Regions from separate parts of the Homo sapiens genome. Here region 1 is linked to region 2. The links are chromatin loops, found by intact Hi-C in ENCODE. Cell type or tissue: MCF 10A. All regions are shown on one strand. Links, peaks and the distances in the headings refer to the core of each region. The heading gives the core; the rest is flanking DNA. Region 1 overlaps PKP4 (plakophilin 4). Region 2 has its middle 68 kb from the start of UPP2.

The links. A loop is a pair of places that touch in the nucleus more often than their neighbours do. Peaks named below come from ENCODE experiments on the same cell type or tissue, not always from the same donor. Only the 100,000 strongest peaks of a DNase experiment are listed, where the experiment ranks them.
Region 1: it touches region 2 in a loop (9-fold over the local background); 31 of 110 quality-filtered maps call a loop at or near these places.

What each region holds. Positions count from the first base shown.
Region 1 is chr2:158,459,462-158,462,379 of GRCh38, reverse strand. The region is part of intron 1 of PKP4 (plakophilin 4); the gene reads right to left. Among named protein-coding and RNA genes, the nearest start is that of PKP4, 4.0 kb to the right of the region's middle. In MCF 10A, for the core only: a CTCF peak has its summit at 1,540; no DNase peak of the experiment used is centred there.
Region 2 is chr2:158,032,786-158,035,703 of GRCh38, reverse strand. It overlaps a transcript of UPP2 not described here. Among named protein-coding and RNA genes, the nearest start is that of UPP2, 68 kb to the left of the region's middle. In MCF 10A, for the core only: a CTCF peak has its summit at 1,262 (motif pointing left); a DNase peak (open chromatin) is centred at 1,273.

The DNA.
Region 1 (2,918 bases), core at 96-2,595, 430 kb before region 2:
TTCTTAAGAAAAATTTTTAAAAACCACTGTGAACTTCAGGAATCTTGAGCTAAAATATAACTTAGATCAATATAATCCAAATTGTATTTTTAAAAGGAGGAAGCTATCATCCAAACATTAAATGGTTTGTCAAGGTAATAAGGTTTAATGGCAGATCTCCTAATTTCTGATTTGGGATGCTTTTTACTTCCCTCATGCTTGCAATTCAGACACAGCTTGCAATGGGCCAAAACTTCAGATACCACCTAGCCAGTGTTTCAAAAGTCTATTTGTAAACTGATTGTGGGTTTCTATGAAAAACTGCATTCCAAGTTTCGGGCCAGGCCCCAAAAGCCTGCATAGTACCCTGATAGCCTCACTTCAAATACATATTTTACCTAACCTTCATATACAGTATCATTTTTGTGTCAAACCCCATACCTGTTTTAAATTCAACCTGGAATACAGGACACCAATGTCTACATTTTATGTACATGGTCTCAGGCCATAAGGAGCTTCCTCTGCCTTGCCAAGCTCACAGATGTGGTGATGGCATAGTGTGTGTGTGTTGTGGCAGGGTGGTGGGGGCAGTGTAGGGGCACAGATGAAGGAAGAGCAGTACTAACACCATTAAATATTTGCAACTCACCCAATTTATATTTAGTGGAGAGGAAACTATAGAAGTCAAACATGCCTCAGATGTCAAAGAAAGGTGCTTCCCCTGGCCCCCTCCCTCCCTACCCTATATTGTGAGTTCTGGATTTTGTGAAGACTGTATTATTCTATATCTAGCTACCTGGATTGGCACCCACCCAGTCACCAGGCATTATTCCATTCAGGAAAAATGCTTTGCAATCACATGACTTACAATAACTCAGACACTTCCACATTTTAATTTATATATTTGGTAGTAATAAAATCTCACAATACAATCCCTAACAACATTTTATCAGCTGCAATGAATCATTATATATGAGTCATAATAAACTATAATGTTATCAAGACTATGAATAATAAAATGATCAGTGATATAGCCAACATTTATTGGTATATCAAACAAATCTGAATTATGAAAAGGAAAAACAACAGGTCAATGATGAAGAAAATGTCTGCAACATTCCTAAGTTTAATTGAAGATCACCATCATGTAACATCCCCAATTTAGTAATGGTAACATAGCACACTAAATTAAGATAATTCCACTGAATTATTAAAGTGACAAGGTAAGAAATATTTGAATGTTATGCAACTTCTGAACTGAAACCAGCAAGTACATGAATTACTGTTCTTGGCAACTTAGAGCCTGATTACCTTACCTTGAAATAACCCTGTTATTTCTTATCACTGAGCATCGAACTGACCTGCTGACTGCTATCATCACTTCCATTGATGTAAGAATGAAAGCTTACATCCACGTATCTTAAAAGTTTTCCTTCTTTTCTCTATTTGCAGCTGTCTGTAGTGTTGTCTGGCTGTGAAATAGTTATTTAATTCTCCAAACATACCTAGTCCTCTGGTGTTATGTTTCAGATTCTTCTTCCCCCTTCAGTGCAGGAAGGGCACTACAGAATCATTTCACACATTGAAGGAGTAACTATCTCCCTGTACACTTGAAGGCGTGAAGGCAAACTTCCCAAACTGACATACAATACCATAGGCATTTATGCCCTAAAATAACCCTATAGTAACCTCTATTTTACCTTCCATTTAAGAATGAAGATATGATGTCCATTTTAGAATTAAGCAAGGTAGGGAATTACTGCTCAATTGAAACAGAAAGAAAAACACATTAGATTACAGAGCATTCTCAAAATACCTTAATATTTCAAAAGAGTCAGGTAAGAGACTAGACTTACCTGATGGTTGGCATCATCCAGGGTATGAATATTATTTAAATTGATCCCTGGGTAACAGCATGGAAATTACTAAGGTCAAAAATTGCCAATAATTGCATTTTCAAAAATTAAAGCGAGTTTCAAATTTTTACATTAAATTTACTTTGCCTATTTACAAGAAAAGGAAGAAAACTGCGATTCTAATTTAAACCTAATCCAAATACTCAAGGTCATAGAAATGCTAAAATTTTTATTAAACTGAATTTGGTAGTAGTTTCTTTAAATTCATATCATGTCAGAACTAGTCACAAAATTAGATTTGATTTATTCAGCTTATAAATGCATTACTGCTGCAATAATGTATATAATTTTACTTTCTGGCTGAATACTAGCTGCCCCTAGTTTCTTCTTCCCTTGTTTTCCATCAATACTCTGCTCCCTTATCTCCCTCCAAAAACAATACAGGTAAAAATTAAAATAATTGGATATTTAGCTTTCCCAACTTAGACTCTTCAGTATAATACATAAGACACCAGATGCAGCACCCTCTCCTTACATAATAGTAGGGGGTGGGGAGGGAATGCACTTTGGTCAAAATACAATTTCGGTTATTTTCAATTGTGTAGGATCACTAGTTGAAAAACTTCCACTCTTTGAATATCTGTAACAAATAGAAAGCATTTCTAACTGAAAGGTTACCTTTACCTGAAGCAGGCAAAACTATCTGCACAGCCAATCGTGTGTGTGTGTGTCGTGTGTGTGTGTGTGTGTGTGTGATCCATACATCTGAACAGGGTTTTCAATTTCTAATGCGGCAGGGAAACTAAATTTGCTTTTACTTCCCAATCTTGACATCAAGTCAAAAAAGCACGGGTTAAGCATGGGTTAAACACTGCTGTAATATGATACTGTTACATAATAAAAGTTTCCTGTTGGCATTTACAAACACCTCCCAATATCCTCCACAGTGTTACTGGACACAAATTAAACCTCTAAATTAGAAGATTCACTGATTATGCACATAGCTGAAAAACAACGTAGCAACCAAAACATAAACGTTTCTGAGTGCAAAATATTTTTTTCTATTTTTTTTCCTTTCTGTTG
Region 2 (2,918 bases), core at 313-2,812:
GAATTAGTTTCACATCTCTGGCTGTAAGAAACTGATAACACCCATAAAGCAATTCCCAGGTAGACTCTGATTGGCCAGCTCAGGTTACAAGCCCATGCCGCAGTAGTAGGGTATGGTGCCCAATTAATAACCCATCAAGATTCTGTAAAATGGAGGAGGAGTTCCTTTGATTGTATCCAGCACAATAGGAATGGGATAATATGCTGATCAATGACAGACTATCAGAGCCCACTTCAATATTCTGATCCTTGGCCGGGCGCGGTGGCTCATGCCTGTAATTCCAGCACTTTGGGAGGCCAAGCAGGTGGATTATGAGGTCAGGAGTTCGAGACCAGCCTGACCAACATGGTGAAACCCCGTATCCACTAAAAATACAAAAATTAGCTGGGCGTGGTGGTGCATGCCTGTAATCCCAGCTACTCAGGAGCTGAGGCAGGAGAATCGCTTGAACCCAGGAGGCGGAGGTTGCAGTGAGCTGAAATCGCACCACTGCACTCCAGCCTGGGCGACAGAGCAAGACTCCATCTCAGAAAAAAAAAAAAAAAGATTCTGATCCTCTTAAACTGAGGTACCCCATCTTATATCTCTACGTATCCTCTGTAGTTTCTAGCACTGTACCTGAAAATGCAATCTTTTAATAAATTCTGATAAAAAGAAGAGGATGTAGCAAGGTAAAGAGCTCTTTTCCACACCTCTGCTTCACATCTTCAAGAACCCCATTTGATGCCAGGCCAGAAATGGGGCTCTAATGCAAGCTACAGTGGCTCTGGGGCTTCTGATGTGCACTTTATTTGGAGGAGGGCCAACTTAATTCAGAAAAGAGTTCTCCAGGCTGGACTGACAGTGACCTTTCCACAGTGACCTCAGTTTAAGGCCTCATTCAATTTGAAGGAGAATCTTAAGGCTAGTTCGAACAAGCTGCCCCTGAGATAAAGCCAGAAATGGTTCATGCTCTGCAGCAGAGGCATAGACATAATGAACTGCTGACTGGTGCCAAACAATCTCTTCCTTTTCATTCACTATGCGTAATTAGTCCAGATTTATAGGACAGACTTCCTAGAATCCTCAGGCACACACACACGACAAATCTCTGGAAGGAAATGGACTTCAATTTTCCCTTCCCAAGCTCCCCTCTTGGAAGCTCTGTCACTCAAGGCCCTCTGTCTGTCACATCTCCTCTGAGATCCTTGAAGGCTGAGCTGGTTTGGAAAAGAGCACACTCCATTATCAAGCCAGGCTCCTTACACATCTTAGAACTTACTGACACCTGCTGGACGGTTTCCTTCTCTCTGAAAAGCATCTGAGCAGAAGCCTTTGCCCTATGTGTGAGGTCGAAGGAGCCAGGACCTTGGCTTCTGCACTGGAAGAGGAACAGAGAGCTTTCCCTGCCCTGCGGAGTGCTGTGTCTGCTCAGTGAAAACGTACCTCCTCCCCACAGAGAGCAGACTTGAGAGTCCCCAGGCAGCTTCAAGAACAAGCACCCTGATGGTAAAAATGCATGCAGGAAGGAACACCATGAAGAGCAGTTCAGAGGTGGAAGGTTGGAATTCATGATCATGGTCAAACTCCTAGATTCTTATGGCTTTTCCTCCTGGAGAGACTGAACATACAGCTAGCTTGAAAAGTATCCACTTCCAAGTGTGGAGCCTTACACTGTTCTCTGGGTTGCCAGAGCCAGGAGATGCTGCTTGACCGGGTCTGTGTTGCCCCAGAGCAAATCCTGAAGGAAGTAAAGGTGACCCTTGGTACTGTCCACTCTCAAAACATCTGGTTGTCTTTGGCTGCCTTCTCCAACTCCTAATGTTTTCAGGGCAATGCACTCTTCTCAACAGGTTGGAATAAGCAAATAAACTAATTTCATTGCATCCTTGTGAAACTGCATGTTTTAAGAGAACCTTGGGGTGAGATTTGTGCTAAAGTCCAGTGAATCTCTCCTAATGGTAGCATTTTAAACCTGAGGATAGGCTAATAACAGAAACTACTTGGAAAAGTGGGCTTGTGGAACCCCTTTAATTATAACGTGTTGGACAGCTGCCTGCAGGTAGATCTTGCATAGAACTAGTTAGTTATTGCTGCTATCTTGCCAAGGAATTGCCCTACATGGAGACCAACTGCTGGACCGCCCATTCCCCAGCCTCTTCTCCTTCTTCCCAGGAAAGAGGAGGAGTACTCACTGGCTGGCTGGCTGGCTGGCTCCCCTCAAGCTCCCTGGAAGATCCCTTCTGGAGAAGCTATTCTTCAGCATTCCCTCCTGGAACCACCCATCCCATCTGCAGTCATAAGAGCACCCCTGAGTCTCATCTCAGTTTTCCTCCCTAAGAGCCCAGCTAAATGCAGAAAGCAGGAGAGTAGGTGAGTGTGAGAGCATCTGTAAGCCTTTTTGCCGCCAGGGCTCTAGTGTGGCAGAGAGACCTCCCTGGGAGTGGAGCTATACCCTTCCCTATACAGGAACACAGCCTGCCCAGGCCAACCTCAGAAACTAAACACCTTTATTTCAAGAAAGAAACACCATGCTCAAAGGTCCTCCACCTTTGGGGCCCCCCTCCCATCTTCAGTATGCTTCAGGCCAGAATTTAGGTAGAGCTCTGAAGTTTGAGTTCTAATAGCTGGGTGTTGCCTACATTTGGTGTTCTAAATGACCCCTGGCCTCCTAGGGGTAATTATACAGCGGGATTTGAGGGTTTAAGGATGGGTAGGCCAATACTGGTAAATACCAGAAGGAATGTACAATTTCCCCCTAAAAGCCTGTTAGGGCCAGAGCCTGCAGAGATGAAAGAGGTCAGGAAAATGCCATGATATTACTTGCTTCCTACCTTAACATTTGGCCTCTCTGTGTCCCTGCACAAAGAAACCTGTGCTGCCTGTCAGATATGAAAAGCATTGCTATTTAGCAACTCAAAAACCATTAGAGGATTTAC